Regions from separate parts of the Homo sapiens genome. Here region 2 is linked to region 1. A link is an interaction called in ENCODE POLR2A ChIA-PET data of the cell type or tissue named here. Cell type or tissue: PC-3. All regions are shown on one strand. Each heading gives the region's core, and the rest is flanking DNA. Links, peaks and the distances in the headings are about the cores only.

Region 1 (10,812 bases), core at 1,188-9,187:
AGTTTAAGATGTAAAATTATGCAGGTAAAGAATAAAAAAATTAAGTCAATAATTGAAGAATTTTTTAAATTTTTGTTTGATACTTCTACATATTTAAATGCTTCATGTAAAAGATTCTGCCTGAATTATTTTTCTTTTGCTCAGATGCTTGCTATTATATAGACAAAAATCTAAAAATTGAAAAGGCAACCAAGTGACTCAATTTTTTATGCCTCAATAACTAAATAAACATCTCTTTTTTTCTGAGAGGCTCCAAGGATGAAATTAATATTTTTTTATTAAAAAAAGAGAAAGAAAGAAAACGTAATATTTGAATGAAGATCGTTATATAATAGTCAAAGTACTAGGAATTATCTTTTATCAACATAAGCTTTATGTAATTATTTCTAATCAAATTACTTCCACTTTTGGACCTAATATAAGTATAAAGACTATTTCTGGGGGTGACTGGAAAAAAGTGTCTTACTCAATTTTGAATATTTTGATACATCAGAATTTAATATTTGATTCTTTAGTCATTCTTCTATTTCTATATATGTAACTAAATTATTTTGGTATTGTGATATAATTATTTCAGATATACAAGAATCCATTTGCAAAAACCCATCCATCAAAAATACTTTACAAATAATACCACTTCTGGTAAGTATTTGAAGAAGCTCTTTTTTTCTTGTTTTAGGAAACTTCTGATTTTATGTACACATCAATACAGGTAAGAACCCCGTATTAATATTAATATTTCTTGGGATTGGTTTATAGAGGTTTTCTCCTCAACTGGCTTTTTATTATAAGACTGTTCATTAGAATTATGCAAATATCCTGTCATTTAAAAAAATCCTTAAAGGTCAGAATATGAAGTTTTTTTAACGTTTAGGTTCAGGGGTACATGTGCAGGTTTGTTAAATAAGTAAATTGTGTATCGCAGGGGTTTGATGGACAGATTATTTCATTGCCCAGGTAATAAGCAGAGTACCTGATAGGTAGTTTTTCAATCCTCTCCTTCCTCCCACCCTCCATGGCCTCAAGTGGGCCCCAGTGTCTGTTGTTCCCGTCTTTGTGTTCATGTGTACTCAATGTTTAGCTCCCACTTCTAAGTGAGAACGTGTGGTATTTGGCTTCCTGTTCCTGTATTAGTTTACTTAGGATTGTGGCCTCCAGCTCTATCCATGTTGCTGCAAAGGACATGATCTTGGTCTTTTTTATGGCTGCATAGTATTCCATGGTGTATATGTACCACATTTTCTCTATCCAGTCTACCATTGATGGGCATTTAGGTTGATTCCGTGTCTTTGTGAATAGTGCTTACAATGAACATACCCCTGCATGTCTTTATGATAGAATGATTTGCATTCCTTCAGGGTATATACCCGATAATGGGATTGCTGGGTTGAATGGTACTTCTGTTTTAAGTTCTTTAAGAAATTGCCACACTGCTTTCCACAATGACTAAATTAATTTGCATTCCCACCAGCAGTGTATAAGCATTCCCTTTTCTCCACAGCCTCACCAGTATCTGCTATTTTTTGACTTTTTAATAATAGCCATTCTAACTGGTGTAAGATGTTATCTCATTGTGGTTTTGATTTGCATTTTTCAAATGATTAGTGATGTTGAGCTTTTTTTCATATGCTTCTTGGTCACATGTGTGTCTTCTTTTGAAAAATGTCTGTTCATGTTCTTTGCCCACTTTTTAATGGGGTTGTTTCTTGCTTGTTAATTCATTTTAGGTTCCTTATAGATTCTTGATATTAGGCCAGGCATGGTGGCTCATGCCTGTAATCCCAGGACTTTGGGAGGCCGAGGCTGGCTGGTCACCTGAGGTCAGTAGTTCGAGACCAGCCTGGCCAACATGGTGAAACCCTGTCTCTACTAAAAATACAAAAAACTAGCCAGGCGTGGTGGTGTGCACCTGTAGTCCCAACTACTCAGGAGGCTGAGGCAGGAGAATCGCTTGAAACTGAGAGGCAAAGGTTGCAGTGAGCCAAGATTGCACCATTGCACTCCAGCCTGGGCAACAAGAGTGAAACTCTATCTCAAAAAGATTTTTTAAAAAGATTCTGGATGTTAGAACTTTGTCAGATGCATAGTTTGCAAATATTGTCTCCCATTCTGTAGGTTGTCTGTCTACTCTGTTGATAGTTTACTTTGCTGTGCAGAAGCTCTTTAGTTTAGCTAGGTTCCATTTGTCAATGTTTGCTTTTGTTGCAATTGCTTTTGATGTCTTCATCATGAAATCTTTACCAAGGCCTATGTCCAGGATGGTGTTTCCTAGGTTATCCTCCAGGGTTTTTATAGTTTTAGGTTTCATTTAAGTCTTTAATCCATCTTGAGTTGATGTTTTTGTGTATGGTATAAGGAAGGGGTCCAGCTTCAATCTTCTGCACATGGCTATCCAGTTATCCCAGCACAATTAATTGAATGGGGAATCCGTTCCCCATTGCTTGTTTCTGTCAACCTTGTTGAAGATCAGATGGTTATAGGAGTACAACATTATTTCTGGGCTATCTACAGAATATAAACATTTTTATATTCAGAGTATTTTCATCAGTCATGGGAGCAGAAACAGGTATTAGTGTACCAATCTTCAAATAACTTTAGATGTGTATCCTAATTGAAAAACTGCTAAGAAGTGTACATCGGTAAGTATCCATATCTTTTCTGTGTCTTGAGAGTTTTTTTTTTTTTTAATTATACTTTAAGTTCTGGGATACATGTGCAGAACATGCAGGTTTGTTACATAGGTATACATGTCCCGTGGTGGTTTGCTGCACCCATCAACCCATCATCTACATTAGGTATTTCCCCTAATGCTATCTCTCCCCTAGCCCTCCACCCCCGACAGGCCCTGGCGTGTGATGTTCCCCTCCCTGTGTCCATGTGTTCTCATTGTTCAACTCCCACTTACGAGTGAGAACATGCAGTGTTAAAACTAGACATTACTGAATCTTTTTTTTTATTTTTTGCCTTGGCACTGGGTTCTGGTAAAAATGATCTGGAACAGCACTTTTCAAACTTTAGTGTACTTTGTACCACCTACAGATCTTGGTAAATACATTTTCTAATGTAGTAGGTCTGGGATGAGACTAGGTAATACCAATGCTGCTAACTAACTTTGAAACACAAGTTAGTTCTATGTGAAGCACTAACTTCACATAGAAACATGAACATGGATACACATTGGAATCACATGGAGAGCTTTAAAAAATACTGATGCCTGGGTCATACCTGAGGGCAGCTTGGGCATTTAGATATTTTTAAGCTCTCTGAAGAATTCAAATGGGAAGCGAAGGATGAGAAACACTGGTCTAGAAACAGTGATGACAAACAAGAAAGTCACCTACCCTTCCTGGTCCCCTGTCCTTTGTCCATCTGGGAGTTCGTGGGGAAGGGGATCAAAGTGTAGCCTGCACTGATGAGGAAAGCCAGTGAAGTAGTCAGTCCAAGTACCCTCTCCCATTGACAGTACTGGACATACACTGACAAATTCTTCTTTTGCTGGACTTCTCTTAGTCACCAATCTATCAATAAAACAGCAGTACTACATAAATGTTGAATTAACTATTATAGTCAAGAAAGAGATTTATGAAATACTTTCATGTCTCTGACAAATTTTGCTTTGCTTCTCATTTGCATTGTATAAGTGGTCTTCCATTTCTTCTTCCGTTTATTAAATATTAAGTACCGTCTATGTGCCAGAAACTTTGCTACATTCTAAAAATACATCATGAGCACAAAATAGCCAACTTTGCTAAGGCTAGGATTCACATTTCTCAGTTAGAAATTTTGGCCACAAAAGAAGAAGGCAGAAGTGGTCAGAAGCCATTATTGTTAGAAGATCATCATGGTTAGTCAGTGATGGACAAATACAAAGGTGCCCAGCAGCTCACTCCTCTCCACTCTATAGCATCTTCATGACTACAGGCCCTGCTGACCAACAGCAGCCCTAGGCCGACCACCAGGCACTGGGCTGCAGACCTGAAGACAGTAGCTTCAGAAAAGCAGAGTCGTTCCACATTCGGCAGTTTCCATAGATTTCCCCAGCAAGCTCCCCCTTCATAGTTCCACTTCAGCAGCTTGGGCATGCTTGGATTATCAGATTTCCCTGCAAGCTTCAATTTGTTTACCCACACCAGTGCTTCAAACAGCCTGCTCAGTCATCCTTTCTCTGATCCTGACTGGCACGCCACAGTAGAGCAGGCTACATTTTTATCCCTTGCCCCATATACTCTGATCCTTCAATTTTCCTTTTCCAGACCCTCATTTTCCCAGCTCCTATATTTGGTAAAATGTAATTCCTGTGATAAGTACCTTAGTCCCATAATTCTTATAATGGCTTTGTTTTCCTGATGGATACGGTCTGATAGAGGAAACATAAAAATAAGCGGTCTCTTATAAATCAGTGTAAAAAGCACTAACTTCACAGGCATATGAACATATGGGAAATGAACAACATTCTGAGTTCTGAAAAAAGCTTCAGAGTTAGCCAAATGAATATTATTTCAGAGACTGAAAAGGAGAAAGGAACTTCCAAGGACTAAATGAAACAGATTCAGGATGAAGAGGGAGAGAAAAAACTGGAGAGGGAAGCAGGGGCTAATGTTCCCATAGGTTTCCTTCTGGCGTGCCTAACTATGTGGGTTCCAGGCCCTTTCATCATTAGTTCCGTCGGACATTGTTTTCACAAGCTCACCCCCAAGAACTCCCATTTCTGCTATACAACACTATAGAGTTTTATTGGTACCCAGAATTTATCTAGAAGAAAATTTTAAATAAAGAGCTTTAAATGCAGGTTCAAATAAATTAGAATTTATCATTTCACTTTGAACCCTGAATTTTTATTTATTTATTTATTTTTGAGACGGAGTCTTGCTCTGTCACCCAGGCTGGAGTACAGTGGAGCAATCTCAGCTTACTGCAACCTCCGCCTCCCAGGTTCAAGGGATTCTCCTGCCTCAGCCTCCCGAGCAGCTGGGATTACAGGCACGTGCCAGCACACACAGCTAATTTTTGTATTTTCAGTAGAGACAGGGTTTTACCATGTTGGCCAGGCAGGTCTCGAACTCCCGACTTCGTGATCCGCCTGCCTCGGCCTCCCAAAGTGCTGGGATTACAGGCGTTAGCCACTGTGCCCAGCCTGAAACCTGAATTTTTAATGATATTGTAAAACTGCACATTTTCAAAGTGGGAATTTTACCTTTTAGAGTAGAAAGGTACTGATGAACATAATGTAAGGGTTGAGGTAAATAATCTATAAAGTCCTCTGCAATCTTAAACTCATTACCTGGGAGAATGATGTCAGGATGTGTTGAATATGCCACTATTTGACATGTCAGCCTAGTTTGTAGCTGCAGTGTTTTGGCATGTGTTTGCATGCTTGTTTCTTCTTTCTGATTTCCAGGAGAAGAGAGAAGATAGAACCAGCAGCTGCAGAGACAAGAGATAATTCCAGCAGAATCCGTCTAAGAAGACCTTTCATGTACTTCCCTAGGACTAGATGCATACCGTTTTGTGAAAACCAGCCATAGGAAAACATGTGAGCAACAACCCCCATGAACATTTGTCCTAACTCAGATTTTGTGAGCAGTGAAGTTTAACAGAGCAGTGACATTTAACAAAGCAGTGAAGTTTAACAGAGTTCTGAGAATACCATGAAAGACATTATGCCTGCCTAAACAAAAAGCAGGACATAACCTAGCTCTGAATACATGCCACAAGGATGAAGCTTGTGAGTAGAGCAAACAAACGTTTTTCCAAAGAATTCACAGTGCTCCTTTGCAATTTATAGATTTCATGTTGAAATATATGTTAAATAAAATTTCTGTTTATTGAACCTCTTTATTAAACCTCTAACTTACTGATAAGATGTTTATGAAGTATGGCATATTTTGATTTTTTTAATTGTAATAAATATTCTTAAAGTTACCACATCCCACAAAATGGCCCTTGGTGGCAGCAATAGAGCAAAGGTTACCTTTTTGTATGGTGAAGGGAGGCCTTCCTATGGCTGTACAATTACATCGATTCTTCCAAATTTCATATTTCATACATGGCACTTTGGCATACCGAAAAAACATGAAATTTTTCATTAAAATGCCATGAATCAAGCCAGGGCCGTTGGCTTATGCCTGTAATCCCAGCACTTTGCAGGCCGAGGTAGACAGATGGCTTGAGCTCAGGAGTTCGTGACCAGCCTGGGCAACCCTGTCTCTACAAAAAATACAAAAATTAACCAGGCATGGTGGCATGCACCTGTAGTCCCAGCTACTTGGGGTGCTGAGGCGGGAGGATTACTTGAGCCCAGGAGGATTACTTCAACCTGGGAGGTTGAGGCTGCAGTGAGCTGTGTTTCGCCACTGCACACCAGCCTGGGTGACAGTGTGAGACCCAGCCTCAAAAAAAAAAAAAAAAAAGTGATGAATCAAAATTAGAAATTAAGAGTTTTAAGAAAACATGTGGCCTTTTATTAATAACACTACTAAATTTTGGTTCCTCCATAGAATTAGTTTTGAAACACTTGATGTAGTGAGAAATGCATTAACATGTTGAATGCCTACCATGTACCAAATTTTGTGCATATATTTTTTATTTAATCTGACCAGCCACCCAAACCATGGGTATTTTTGTCTCCACTTTAGAGATGAGAAACTGAGCCAAGGCCACATAGCTACCTACAGTGACAGAATCAAAATTCAAACTCAGGTTTATCTAGTTCCAAAACCCATGTTCTTTCTGCCACACCATGTTAGTAGAAATGGAAACTATTGGATGAAATGAGGAAAAACAGGAAAAGAATTCACTTTTTAAATGAAGAAATTAGTGAAAAAATTGACCTAATGAAGGAAACATTTGTGCTTTCCTATATTTTTAATTTTAAGAATAGGATTTCGGAAGGCGACAGAAAATTTAGTTCTTAGACATTTAAATAGAAAGTTGTGTGCCCCTATAGAAAATATTTGAGAATTTCTTATACTATCAAGAAAAAATTCTGTGAATTAAGATGTAATTTATAAAATAACATTTCAATGGGGGTAAACAGGCCAGAAGAGTGTGCCAAGTTGTTTGTGAATCATTCCAAGCACCTCAGATGAAAACTCACTTTTATTAAAAAAAAAAAAGACAAGGGTTTATATTCATATACACTAGTATATATGTACACAGCAGCATCCTGCATGCCAAAGTAGCTTCACCGTTAGTAATCCCTCACTTTAATACCTCTTAGGAACCAAAGAATGCCTCTACAAGCAAAAAGATAGTTGAAAATAGTTAAGATCCAAAGTCAGAATAGGCCAAAAAAAAAAAAAAAAAAAGCCTAAATAGTAAGCTGGTGAAACAAGATAAGATTTGCATTTTACTAGAACTTGCACATTATGATATTGTCCTTTTATGAAACTGTCATATGACCAGAATTCTTCTGTAATTCTGCCCATGACTCCTCCAGAATTTTAGTAGATACAGGGTGGGTTCATTAAGAGTGATAAAAGTGGGAAGACATAAAGAGCCTTTGTGAATTAAAGTGGAAGAGAATAACACTTTGCATGCTATAAACGTGAAAACTAACATTTTTGGCCAGACACAGTGGCTCATGCATGTAATTCTAGCACTTTGGAGGCCAAGGCAGGAGGACTGCTTGAGCCCAGGAGTTTGAGACCAGCCTGGGCAATGTAGCAAGACCCCATCTCTATATAAAATATAAAAATGTTGGCTGTGCACGGTAGCTTATGCCTGTAATCTCAGCACTTTGGGAGGCCAAGGCAGGCAGATCATGAGGTCAAGAGATCAAGACCATCCTGGCCAACATGGTGAAACCCTGTCTCTACTAAAAATACAAAAATAGCTGGGCATGGTGGCACGCACCTCTACTCCCAGCTACTAGGAGGCTGAGGCAGGAGAATCGTTTGAACCCAGGAGGTAGAGGTTGCAGTGAGCTGAGATTGCACCACTGCACCAGCCTGGCAACAGAGCAAGACTCCGTCTCACAAAAATGAATAAATAAAATAAAAATAAAAATGTTACTTTTTAAAAAGTAACTTTTTTAATAATATAAGAAAGAAAAATGCCCTTTCACACTGAATCTTCAAGTTCTAAGGAAGAAAAGAGTCTCCTTTCGAATGTGAAGAAGTAAATTTAGAGGAAATCAAACAAGCATCACTTTCCTCAGTGGAAAAACTTATGAAACTTCTTATAAGAGAGAGTAATCTCAGGCCGGACATGCTGGCTCATACCTGTAATCCCAGAACTTTGGGAGGCCGAGGCAGGTGGATCATTTGAGCTCAGGAATTCAAGACCAGCCTGGGTAATATGGCAAGAGCCCAACTCTACTAAAAATACAAAAAGAAAAGAAAACAGCCAAGCTTGGTGGTATGTGCCTGTGGTCCCAGCTACTGGGGAGGCTGAGGTGGGAGGATCGTTTGAGCCTGGGAGGCAGAGGTTGCAGTGATCAGGAATTGTGCCACTGCACTCCAACCTGAGTGACAGAGCAACACTCTGTCTTAAAAGAAAAAAAAAAAAGAGAGAGATAGTAATCTCTTGGGCAAAAGGTATCAAATAATTGAAAGAAAAGTTTAAACACATTTCCGAGAGGCAGGGCAACTAATAACTGGTCAGAAAAATTTAGACGGTCTTCATTTTAAAATTGGCATCAGGAAGGATTACCATGAACTTATTTTAAATCCATATTGTACCAGAATGACTATGTCTGTGTTTCTTAGGAATGTTGAAGCTTTTTGTGAAAACTGTACTGTATACATATATAAATATACACACACTTACATGTATGTATTTTGATAGATATTACATGGACTAAATTTTGTCAATTTCATGTAATTTACCCTTTGCAATAAAAATGATTCATTAAATATATAACTAAATGTGATTTGGTTTTTATAACTGTAAATTTTTAATATAAAAATTCCCAAAATGTTTGTTTGTATTTTCTTTGACATTGAGAAACCTGACACTCATTAGCCACAATACAGGCACTAATTTAACTCTAGTATACATGAAAATTTGCTTCAGAATTGCTAATCCACATACCTAGGAGAAACAGATTTCTAACTAAAGTACAGCATTTTTATCATTCTTTTCATCCCCAATCTTACTTATTCAGTCAACACACTGTTTTCCAAAGTCACTAAAGCCAGTTCCTTCTTCTCTACCCCCTTCACTGTGGTGGGTTTTTGTTTTGTTTTTTAAGAGTTGGGGGTCTCACTTTATCACCCAGGCTGGAGTGCAGTGGCATACTCATAGCTCACTGCAGCCTCGAACTCCTGGGCTCAAGAGATCCTCCTACCTCAGTCTCCCCAGTATCTGGGACTAAAGGCATGCATGGCAATGCCTAGCTTTTTTTCTTTTTCTTTTCTTTTTTTTTTTTTTTTTTTTTTTTTGTTTGGAGATAGGATCTCACTGTGTTGCCCAGGCTACACTGGAACCCTGGCCTCAAACCACCTTCCCATCTCAGCCTCCTGAGTCGCTAGGATTGCAGGAGTGATAGTTTACCAAGTGAATAATTTTAATACAGTTTAGATTCATTTGTCACAATCTGTATCCCATGTTGGATTCTTCCAACATCCTGGATGTTTTTCCTATTTGCATACAGTAAATTCACTCTTTGTAGAATTGTGTAGGTGTTGACATATGCATAGCATTGTATACCCATCACTACTGTACCATGCAGAACAGCCCTATCATGCCAAAAATTCCTTCATACAGCCCTGAGCAACCACTGATCTGGATTTTGTTTCTATTATTTTGCCTTTCCCAGAAAGGGGGAATATTAGAATAAAACTTTTGGTGCTGGATTGATGTCGGAGATATATAGAGAATTCTTACAATTTTATGTTGCTCAGCATCCATTTTGAATACAAGTTTAACTTTCTCATACCAAAGCAGGGCTCAGTCATCTTTGGCACAATTTCCAGTTCTACATTACACCCAGATGGCTCAAGCTGGTGGCCAGTGACAAGAACTTAGAGGGATCTCTCCTGCCTTGCGGACTGCACTCCCTGCTTTCCTGCCTCTCTTTAAATGGACCATTTAGACATTTGCCTATTAAAGTGGCCCACACTCCATTCCCTTAGACATGCTGCTAGACACACTTTCTCTCTGGCTCTTCCTTTCTGCCTCATATGACCTGGGGACAGAGGACTGCCCTCCTGACTCATTATGCCCTCCTTGCCCAGGATCTGTAAGTGAAAATCTTTGAACTTATTTCCTATTGTGGTGATGTACTGAATTTGTGCTTTCCATCTGAAGAACCAGGGGACACCAGGGAGAGCACAAGGTTGAACTCCCAGTGCCAAAGTGATGGTCAGGCAGGCATAAACTGGACATGGATCAGACAAGAGCCACAAGGGCATCTGCCAGTATAAACAAGTTTCCCATGTGAGGGACCCCCAGTCAGGTCAGGCAACTAGGACTTAGGCCATCCTCCAGGTAAAAGAAGTATCCCATGAAAGGCACACTGTAAACACCCACATCCATCTCCCCTTCATATCCTGTTGGGGTAGGGTTGCTAGCTACTCTGATATTGGAACCCCAATTTAGCTGGGGGCTCTCAAAAATAAGGTACCAAGGCCAGGCACGATGGTTCACGCCTATAACCCCAACATTTTGGGAGGCCGAGGGAGGAGGATTGCTTGAGGCCAAAATTTGAAACAAACTTGTGCAACATAGCAAGATCCAGTCTCTATAAAAATTGAAATAAAATAGCCAGGCATGGTGGCATGTACCTGTAGTCCTAGCTACTTGGGAGACTGAGGCAGGAGGATCACTTGAGCCCAGAAGTTCAAGGCTGCAGTGAGCCATGACTGCACC
Region 2 (10,812 bases), core at 1,169-9,168, 140 kb after region 1:
AGAATTTTGTTCAGAAGGTTTGGATTCTGGTCAGAGAGCCTGGAGATATAATTTCTATTCTTATGTATGATAAGGGAGGTAGTCCTATCTGTTCGTTTGCCATTTCCAAGTTCTTCATCTAGTTAATATGAACAGCTTTAAAAATTAGGGCTTTAAAGTAAAACAGCCTTATATAATTATTGGCCTCTCTCTCTCTTCCTTTGTCTCTCCCTCTCTTCCTTTTTTACCTCCCTCCCTCCCTCTCGCTTCCCTATCCCCAAACCCTGTGTCCCCTCCCCAGTCTCCTGACACTGTCTCTTTCTTTCTCTCATCAGTATAGATGGTGGTAGGAAAAATGTTTATATCTAAATTGATCAGTAATTGTAAATATGCAGTATACTGCATAAGTTAACCCTGAGATGTGTTTAACTGAGTTTTATCTCAGTTTCTCCCTGGCAGGTGGTGCTCATTTAATAGAGAACTCAAAAAAGTAGCCTGTGTTCAGTCCCTAATAGACCATTGTTGATGTCATAGAATAATTTTTTTTTCTATATACTATCATATGGTCAGGTAAGCATTTTTAGAGAATGAGTTAGAATTTCATGAAGACTGGGTTTAGGTTAAAATACATTCATCTGGGCCAGGTGCAGTGGCTCTCGCCTGTAATCCCAGCACTTTGGGAGGCTGAGGTGGGTGGATCACGAGGTCAGGAGTTCAAGACTAGCCTGACCAACATCGTGAAACCCCATCTCTACAAAAACACAAAAATTAGCTGTGCATGATGGTGGGTGCCTGTAATCCCAGCTGCTCGGGAGGCTGAGGCACGAGAATCTCTTGAACCCAGGAAGCAGAGGTTGCCGTGAGCCAAGATTGCGCCATTGCATTCCAGGCTGGGCAACAGAGCGAGACTCTGTCTCCAAAAAAAAAAAAAAAAAAAAAATTTACCCATAGATGATGGCTGAGATGTGTTAGGACCCTTTATTGTTTTTTATCTCAAGTTGAATTTCTCCAGGTTCCATTTTTCAGTAGTCTTGTCCTTGTTTAGGTAAAAAGTGATTACATAGGAAAATCTGTTGGGTGAAAAGGAAGCAAAACTTTTTTTTTTTTTTTTTTTTTCGAAATGGGGTCTTGCTCTGTCACCCAGGCTGGAGTGATGCAGTGGCACTATCTCAGCTCACTGCAACCTCCGCCTCCGCCTCCTGGGTTCAAGTGATTCTCCTGCCTCAGCCTCCCCAGCAGCTGGGATTACAGGCATGCACCACCACACCTGGCTAATTTTTGTAGAGATGGGGTTTTGAACTACTGACCTCAAGTAATCCACCTGCCTCAGCTTCCCAAAGTGCTGGGATTATAGGCGTGAGCCACTGTGCCTGGCCAGAAACCTTTTAAAACTGCATACAAGCAAAACCAGACCAGAGCACCATATAGCAGTCAGAGAAGAGGGTTTTCTGAGTCATAAATATTGACTCAGAAAAAAAATTCAATATTTTTCTGAGTCAAAAATATTGAATGGTGTGAGGAAGAGTGGAACAGAATTGGTACACCTTAGTTCGTGTAAAATAAGGAAGTGTGTCAGAATAGCCAAGTGCTAAGTTTAGAAATGAGCTAAATAAATGGAGATTCCTGAGACCCTGCCTGGAACCAATTCTTACCAGTGTTAAGGTCACAGTTAAAATTTCCCAAGCTCTCCCGGATAATGATTGATTGATTGATTGATTGATTGACAGGCTCTCATTCCAGTTGCCCAGGCTGGAGTGCAATAGTATGATCTTGGCTCACTGTAGCCTCAATCCTCTGGACTTAGGTGATTCTCCACCTCAGCCTCCTGAATAGCTGGGACTACAAGAATGTGCCACCACACCTGGCTAATTTTTGTGTCTTTAGTAGAGATGGAGTCTTGCCGTGTTGCCCAGGCTGGAATCAAACTCCTGGACTCAAGCAATCTGCTCACTTCAGCCTCCCAAAATGCTGGGATTACAGGCATGAGCCACCACACCTGACCTCTCCTGGATAACTACTCTTTTTTTTTTTTTTTTTTTTTTTTAAGATTTAAAAAAACTGGTAAAGAGTTGTCCAAATACAGATGTTTCTATTTTTCCTCTACACATGTTCAGACTGATACAGGTTATGTTTCCAAAATCATGTAGTTTGGATGGGTTCACTTTTAACCCCTCCCAGCTGGAGGGTATGCAGGCTTTCCTGTTAGGACTAGTACAGATCTCTTCTTATGGGTGAGAAAATAGTCACTGTTTCTTTGCAATGATATGTAAGTGTCATTGTCCTCTGTGTTTGAGGATAAACCATGCCCTCTTTGTACCTGTCTGTCTTCTTTGAGTTGGTGCCCATCATACTGCAGATAAGAATTTGCACAGCTTATCAATAAGCCAGTTCTCTCTCTTCCCTCAAATACTGGGTGGTTTTCTCAAAAAAGACCCACATGGTTCGGGATAAAGTGTTTGGTTACTTGCTTTGATGTAGTTATAGTTTCTAAAACTGTAGCCCAAAAGAGTAGCCAATGCTTAGTCTTTAGTAGGCCATTGTCGATGTTGCTCTTCCTGCCATTCTTTTCTGTGAACTCACTATAAGTGCTTTTGATCTCTTGATTTTATAAACACCTATGTAGTGGTTTTATGTAGCAGGCGTTGTTCTGGATCCCACTCTGTGTAATAGGGACAAAATTAATAACATGCCAGTCTTGATGGACTGGATAGGTCTCAAAACTTCATTGTAAGTCATGTGTCTTGTTTGCCTTTTCATTGGTAACTGTCCCTCACGATTGAGGCTATGAGTTCAATAAAGAGAGATCTTGCTGTCTTTGTTCAGCATTATGTGTGTAGCTCTTGATACATTTATTGGCAGATGACATGCTATAGAGTGCTCATTTATTTCAGAGTCCATTGGTCGACAGTCTTCCTGATTGATGACTGTAGTTTCTGCATAATTATGATTGCCCTTTTCACTCTTGAAAGTATCCCACAATGGCTGATAAATTACATATGCGAACTAGAGTATTTACTATGTGTATTCTAAAGTTAATTTTATGAGTTTGAGATTATTTTTAAGCTTTAACAGGAACTATTAAAAAAGGGTATTGTTTGTCTTCTGGATATAAAGTGACAGTAGTTCACTTTGTGGTATTATAAATTTTGTTCCATGGGCAGTGAATATCTGATTTCTTTAGGATTAAATGAGTAAGAAATTCTGTTGTAAAAGTGATACCAAGCCTGGCCAACATGATGAAACCCTGTCTCTACTAAAAATAGAAAAATTAGCTGGGCACAGTGGTGTGCGCCTGTTGTCCCAGCTACTCGGGAGGCTGAGGCAGGAGAATCGCTTGAATTTAGGAGGTGGAGGTTGCAGTGAGCTGAGATCTCACCACTGCATCCCAGCCTGGGCAACAGAGCGAGACCCTGTGTCAAAAAAAATAAAAAAAAAGAGTGATACCGGTGAGCAGACAACTCTGGAAGGCTGAGAGAAAAGTCATGAGGTAGTAGCATGGGTCAGATACTACTCAAGTCACGCTTAAGGGAGTTAGCATTTTCAGCTAGTGATTGTGTGGACATTGGAGGAGTCAAAGACAGAGCTGCCAAAAGGTTTTCTGGTAAAACCAAAGGTCTTTTCCCTCCCCACCTTGAATGACATTGCATCTCAAGAGAGTCCTCGCTTGATGCTGTTAATTAATTAATCTCAGTTTACTTTGCATTCTGACTTTGGGTATTTTTTTCATTTTTTGAAAAACAGTTCTTCTGATATCAAAACACTTGAAAAGCCATTTAATGACTTGGTTTTATTCACTGTTTGAGACAGATTGTTTCAAAGTGAGGACTATGCATTACACAAACATTGTTAACTATAATTGTATCCTGTATACATTTTTTAAAGGTTTGTTTTGATGTTGGCACCTGTTTAAGATTTTCCTTTTTTGCTTCTTTTTGACACCATTTGTCAGAAAATGCTGGTTGAAAGGGATTGTTTGCATTTCATTTTTTGGTAAATTCAGCTTCATGTTCATTTGTTTACCAATAAATTTATTAGAATTGTGCAAAGTGAATATAAACCGTTTACACACATTGGTTACTCTTGTTTCAGTTAGTAATTATCCCTGCAAATTGAATTAATAGTAAAATGTGTAAAACATTACAATTTTTTACTTTTTTTATTTTTTACTGGCATAGGGGCCCGGCATAGTGGTTCATGCCTGTAATCCCAGCGCTTTGGGAGGCCGAGGCAGGAGATCACCTGAGGTCAGGAGATGGAGACCAGCCTGGCCAACATGGTGAAACCCCGTCTCTACTAAAAATACAAAAATTATCTGGGAGTGGTGGTGCTTGCCTGTAATCCCAGCTACTCTGGAGGCTGAGGCAGGAGAATCACTTGAACCAGAGAGTTAGAGGTTGCAGTGAGCCAAGATGGCGCCACTGCACTCCAGCCTGGCAACAGAGTGAGACTCCGTCTCAAAAATAAATAAATAAACAAACAAACAAACAATTTGGTTTAAAAAATACTAGGATTTTACTTAAAAAGATTTTTAAACTCGACAATTCTTACTAAGCTCTAGGATTTTAAGTTTATTAATAAAACTCTTGTGGCACACAGAATTTTTGGGTTTTTTTGGGACAGAGTCTCACTCTGCTACCCCAGGGATGGAGTACAGTGGCGATGTCAGCTCACTGCAGCCTCCACCTCCTGGGTTCAAGCAATTCTCCTGCCTCAGCCTCCCGAGTAGCTGGGACTACAGGCACGTTGCTACCATGCTCGGCTAATTTTTGTATTTTTTGTAGAGATGGGGTTTCAACATGTTGCCAAGGCTGGTTTCAAACTCCAAGGCCCAAGTGATCTGCCTGTCTTGGCCTCCCACAGGGCTGGGATTACAGGCATAAGCCACCACGCCTGGCCTAGAATTGTTTATCTAATGTCAAAGTTTAATATGGTTTTGGAAGGAAGTTATGAGTTTCACACAAATGCTTATAATTAAGAAATAAGTTTAGATGACAATAGCATATTAGGCTGTTAAGATTTCAACTCTGCTGTTTTGTAGGAAGCCACATGGAGGTCATTTACGGTTACTAGTTATCTTAGTCAGCTTGGGCAGCCATTAAAAAATAATACTGTAGACGGAGTGGCCCAAACGAGAGAAATTTATTTCTTATAGTTTTGGCATGGTAGATTTCATCCTGAGGTCTCTTCTCTTGGTTTGTAGTTGGCTGTCAATCTCCCTGCATGCTCACACGACCGCTTTTTGTACATACAGTAAGAAAATACACACTGTCATGTCATTTTTTTGTAAGGGAACTGATTTCATCATGAGGACCCTGCCACTCTCATGACCTGATCTAATCGTAATTAACTCCAAAGACCCTATCTCCAAATGTCAGCACATTGAGGGATTAGCACTTCAGCGATGACTTTTGGGAGGACACGGATATTTAGTCCAAAACACTGTTTTAACTGAAAAGAGTTTGCATTATGGACGTTTATGTTTGAAAAATCAGCTATTTAGGTAGTGGTGGTCTCTCACTTTATTTGCCATTGACTTGTTAGGGAAACCTTTTGCTTTCTCATTTCAAGATGCTAGATTAGTACCTTATTATCATACTTAATCTGTTAACTGTGATTTAGAAATATCAGGATGCTATAAACAACATGGAATTATGTGCAGATATACGATTGAGAGTTGGATTTTTTTTACATCTCAGTATTGTTCTGCATATTATTCAGAGGTATGTACTTTGTCCTAATATGCTATGTTATGGCTCTTTTTTTAATCTATGAAAAATTATATATATTTATTTATATATGTATAATATATATATTAAATATATATATATTTAAGAATGCATAAAACACACTTATTCTAAATAGTGATTTTGATGGAAATACGCTTCCAGGTTAACCACTCTCCAGGTTAATAAAGAGAATATTGCTAGTTCCTTAGAAGTCTTCCACGTACCTCTCACAGATCACATCCCTTTCCCTCTATCCAGAGGTAACTTCTGGCCTTTTATTTTACCTTTTTTTAAATTTGAGAGATAGGGTCTCACTCTGTTGCCCAGGTTGGAGTATAGTGGCCTGATTACTGCTCACTGCAGCCTTGACCTCCTGGGCTGAAGCGATCCTCTGGCCTCAGCCTCCTGAGTAGCTGGGATTGCAGGTACATGCCACCATGCCAGCTAATTTGTTTTCTAGTGTTTTTTTGAGATGGAGTTTCACTATTTTTGCCCAGGTTGGAGTGCAGTGGCGCAGCCTCAGCTCACTGCAACCTCTGCCTCCTTGGTTCAAGTGATTCTCCTGCCTCAGCCTCCTGAGTAGCTGGGATTAAAGGTGCATGCTGGCTAATTTTGTATTTTTAGTAGATTCGGGATTTCACTATGTTGGCCAGGCTGGTCTTGAACTCCTGACCTCAGGTGGTCTGCCCACGTTAGCCTCCCAAAGTACTGGGATTACAGCCTGACCATAATTTTTAATTTTTAATTTTTTGTAGAGATGGTGTCTCACTATGTTGCCTAGGCTGGATTATTTTTTAGTTTTACCATCTACATGTGTATTTCTTTCAGTTACCTACTACTGCATAACAAACTACCCTAAAACTTACGGCTTAAAACAACCATTTTATTGTATCTTACAAATTTGTGAATTAGGGATTCAGTCAAGGCACAGCAGGGTGATTCTTTTCCATGCAGCATTGATGGAGGTCACTCAGTGCCATTCAGCTGGCAGACTGGATCCAAAGATAGCTTCACTCATAGGTCTTGCTTGCACTTTGATGTGGATGGCTGGAAGGCTGGGCTTAGCTGGAACTGTGTACCAGAGTGTGTGTACATGGCCTTTCTAGCATTGCGGTCTGAAGGCAGTTGGATTTCTTAAATGGCAGCTGAGATTTCCTAGAGAGGCAGCCTCAAGAGGCTTGGGCAGAAGTTTCAAGCTTCTTCAAATCTAACCTTGGACATCCCATTGTATTGGTCAGGCCAATCACCAAGACCAGAATGGATTCAAGCCAAAGGAATTAGACTTCATTTTTCAATGGGAGGAATAGTAAAAAAATTGGTGGTCATTTTTAATTTGCCACAGTTCTTATAATAGTTCTAATTTTTAAAATTTTATATAAATGAAGTGATATCTGCAAATATTTTTGCAGTTTGCATCTTTTGATCAATTTTGTGGGACTCGTGAATGTTAGTATAGTTCATTTTTATTGCTGTATATTTTCATAGCTGTGTGGCTCTATTGTATAGCTAGACCACAGTTTATCCATTCTGTCATTAAAGAACATTTGTGTTATATAAAGATGCTGCAGTGAACATTCATGTGTATGTCTTCTGTGCAAGGATTTCTCTGTGTACATACATAAGAACTTTTCTAGGCTGTGTAAGAGTGGAATTGCTGGGTCACAGGGTATGTCCAGTGCATGGTACTTTTGCTGGTCTTCTGTGTTTATATTAGTATACCACTGTGGTTTTAACTTACATTGCTTGATCACCATTGGATCTGAGCATATTTTCATATACATTTTGGTCATTTATTTTACTTTCTAAAGCACTTGCTCAAATGTTTTGCCCAGTGTTCTTTTGAATTTTTGCCCCTTTTTCCTGTATGATAACTGCTTGCTTTTAATCCTTCCATGTGCCTAGGACAGGGAGCCATTTTTCCTTTTTTTTTTTTTTTAAAACAGGGTCTCCGTCGCCTAGGCTGGAGTGCAGTGGCACAATCTCGGCTCACTGCAACCTCCATCTCCCAGGCCCAAGTGATCCTCTCACCTCAGCCTCCTAAGTAGCTGGGACTACAGGTGGGTACTGCTACCGTGCCTGGGTAATTTTGTTTTTGTTTGTTTTTTTGGTAGAGATGGAGTTTCACCATGTTGCCCAAGCTGGTGTCGAACTTCTGGGCTAAAGTGATCCACCTGCCTCAGCCTCCCAAAGTACTGGGATTACAGGCATGAGCCACTGCACCGGGCTCATTTTTCTATATTCGAAAAGTTTCATATATATGTCTTTAATCTTCTCAGAATTGACTATGTATATATGAGTGTAGGAGTTTTTTTCTCAGATGGATATCCAGTTTTCCTAGGACGATTTACTGAAAAGTTCACTCCTCACTGATTAGTGATTGCACTTCTGTCCGTAATAGTTGCATAGATCTGTTACTGTATTCTGTTTGTTGTCTGTCGCTGTGTCAGTAGCACTGTCTTAATTACTAAAACATTAGAATATGTCTTGATAGTAGAGGAAGTCCTTTTATCTTGTCTTGGCTGTTCTTTGTTGTAGTCAGATAAATTTAAGAATTGGCTTGTAAAGTTCCGCAAAGGACCTCTTGAAATTCTGAGATTGCAATGAACCTATAGAAAAATTTGGAGAATTGGTATCTTTACATTAAGTCTTCTAGTCTATGACAATGGTAAAAACATCTGTCTCCTTTGCCCTTTAATGTAAATGTTTCTATAATCTGAAGATGGAACTAACAAGATCTGGGTTGAAACCTCAGTTCTGCTTCTTACTGCCTTAGGACCTGAGGCAAGTCACATAAACTCTCTAAACTTTAGTTTTCTTATCTATAAAATAAGTGGTAATACCTACTAAGCAGAGTTACTAAGAGAATAGGGTATCATGTTAAAACCCTGAGTGTAGAAACTAGTGCATAATATCTCTTAGTGAATGGAATTAATATACTACATCTCTCTCTCCTTAAAGTTTGTGGGATATTCAGTTTTAAACTGGGTGCCATATAATGTTTTAATATCCTTGTTAACAAATTTATCAAAATCACATATATGGGTAGAATTTAGGTGATGGGTATATGAATGTTCGCTGTACAAGTCTTCCAATTTTGCTGTATGTGAAGAATTTTCATAAACTTTTGAGAAAAAGACAACATATATGAAAAATATAGAATGCTTAAAAGACTTTGCTGCCTCTCCCTGCTCCATGTGAAATCACAGTAAAGCCAAGTTAAATCTGACTTTTTAGGTTAAATGTTTTATTGAAACTATTAGCACACACATGCTCTTGTGGGTTGATTTAGTTCTAAATATTTCACGTTATTAGAGTCATTGACTTTTTTTTTTTTTTTTTAAAGTCATGGAGTTCCTTTTCTCAATATCATTAACCTTGTAAGATCTTCTAAAAGTGTTTACAACACAGCTTATAATTAACTGATTTTTGGAGAGGTGGAAGGGAACTAAGTTCTTTTTTTTTTCTTTTTTTAAATTTCCGAGATGGAGTCTTGCTCTGTCGCCCAGGCTGGCGTGTTGTGGTGCTATCTCAGCTCACTGCAGCCTCCGCCTCCCGAGTTCAAGCAATTCTCTTGCCTCAGCCTCCTGAGTATCTGGGATTACAGGCGCGTGCCACCACGCCTGGCTAATTTTTGTATTTTAGTAGAGACAGGGTTTCGCCATGTTGGCCAGGCTGGTCTCAAACTCCTGACCCTGTGATCCGCCTGCCTTGGCCTCCCAAAGTGCTGGAATTATAGGCATGAGCCACTGTGCCCAGCTGATAGGGAACTAAGTTCTTTGGTGCATTGGTTATCTTTTGCTGCATTAACTGACTATGGAAAAAATTAGTGGCCTAAAATAATAATTCTGTCATTCGAGTTGGGCTCAGCTGAGCAGTTCTTCTGCTGATACTGCCTGAAGTCACTCATGCATCTGTATCTGGGAGCTATACTGGGGCTGGAGGGTCTAGGAAGGTCTCTCACTCAAATGTCTGGTGCCAGCTCATCTGGGCCTTTCTTTTCACGTTTTCACCATTCATCTGTTTAGTCCAGGCTTCCTTAGGTGTTGCTGGGAACATTCCAAAAGGGGGAAGGTGGAAGCTTTAAGGCCTCCTGAGGCCATTGTACAATTTCACTTCTACCACATTCTGTTGTAGATTAGTTTAGGCATGAACTGAAATGGAAAATTTAGCAGAAATGGATCCTGGATTTTCTGGTACCCGTGTTTCGTTTAATTACTTTGTTGCTTTCTCTCCCTCCCTGAGTTCAATTAAGTTGAGAAAAGTGTTCATTGTTATTACTGATGGATTAGACTTTATTTGCTCTTCATTGAATGTTTCAGTTAATTTACAGACTAGTAAATTATCTGAGTCATCAAGTTATGTACGTGTATGTGGGTATCTATATACATAAATATAGATAAAATAATGCAGGAGGCGAATACTTGCAGTGGCTTTAGGATGATTGTTATATTCCTGTGGTTCCTGCTTCCCAGAAATGTTTTCTGTGATTACATCACACGTGTCCAGGTTTCTTATGAATGAACACTTAAGGAGCACTGCTTCACTGGAGGGTAATTAACACATTCTCAGACATTTAATTTCAAAAGCAAAGCATATATGTCTTTCTCTAAAGGCCCATGAAAACAAGTTTTTTTTTTTTCTCTTCATGAAATTGAGTGATTATAAAAACTGATTTAATCCATTGTAATTTTTTGTTATCCAAAAGTTGATTTTAAACAGTGAATCAGATTTCGGCACTGTGATTCATACTCCCAAAATGAGTAACATGATTAGCAGGATATTCCTAGTTGTTCTCTTGACTTAAAAAAAAAAAAAGTCCATGGTGACTCCTCCATTTTTGGTAGTGGAGTTGTATTGGGTCTATGAAGAGGCTTTGCGAGAAAAAAGAGCAGCTATTTATGGAGCATTTCCTCAGGCCTGCAATTTGAAGCTATTATAGCAAAGTTGCTGAGCAAGTCCGTGATTGCAGGCCAACAGTCATTCAAGCCCCCATCCTGCAGTCTGTGTGGAGTGAGTTCAAAACTACTGCTGTGCAAAGTTTTCCCTCTGCAGTGTTTATCAGTTGCCTACTTTGTAAAGAGCAAGGGTTTCAGGCATTCTAAACCCG

What was found. ChIA-PET counts read pairs that join two places held together with the same protein. Peaks named below come from ENCODE experiments on the same cell type or tissue, not always from the same donor. Only the 100,000 strongest peaks of a DNase experiment are listed, where the experiment ranks them.
Region 2: POLR2A ChIA-PET joins it to region 1 with 10 read pairs; 2 of 35 experiments call an interaction of 5 or more read pairs at or near these places.

Annotation. Positions count from the first base shown.
Region 1 is chr11:101,992,201-102,003,012 of GRCh38, forward strand. CEP126 (centrosomal protein 126) reads left to right here. Exons shown (of 11, transcript NM_020802.4): 10 at 578-642; 11 at 5,399-8,862. The coding sequence ends at 5,443. Among named protein-coding and RNA genes, the nearest start is that of CFAP300, 50 kb to the right of the region's middle. In PC-3, for the core only: no CTCF peak of the experiment used is centred there; no DNase peak of the experiment used is centred there.
Region 2 is chr11:102,128,722-102,139,533 of GRCh38, forward strand. All of the region lies in intron 2 of YAP1 (Yes1 associated transcriptional regulator), which reads left to right. Among named protein-coding and RNA genes, the nearest start is that of YAP1-DT, 24 kb to the left of the region's middle. In PC-3, for the core only: no CTCF peak of the experiment used is centred there; no DNase peak of the experiment used is centred there; H3K27ac peaks cover 1,405 bases.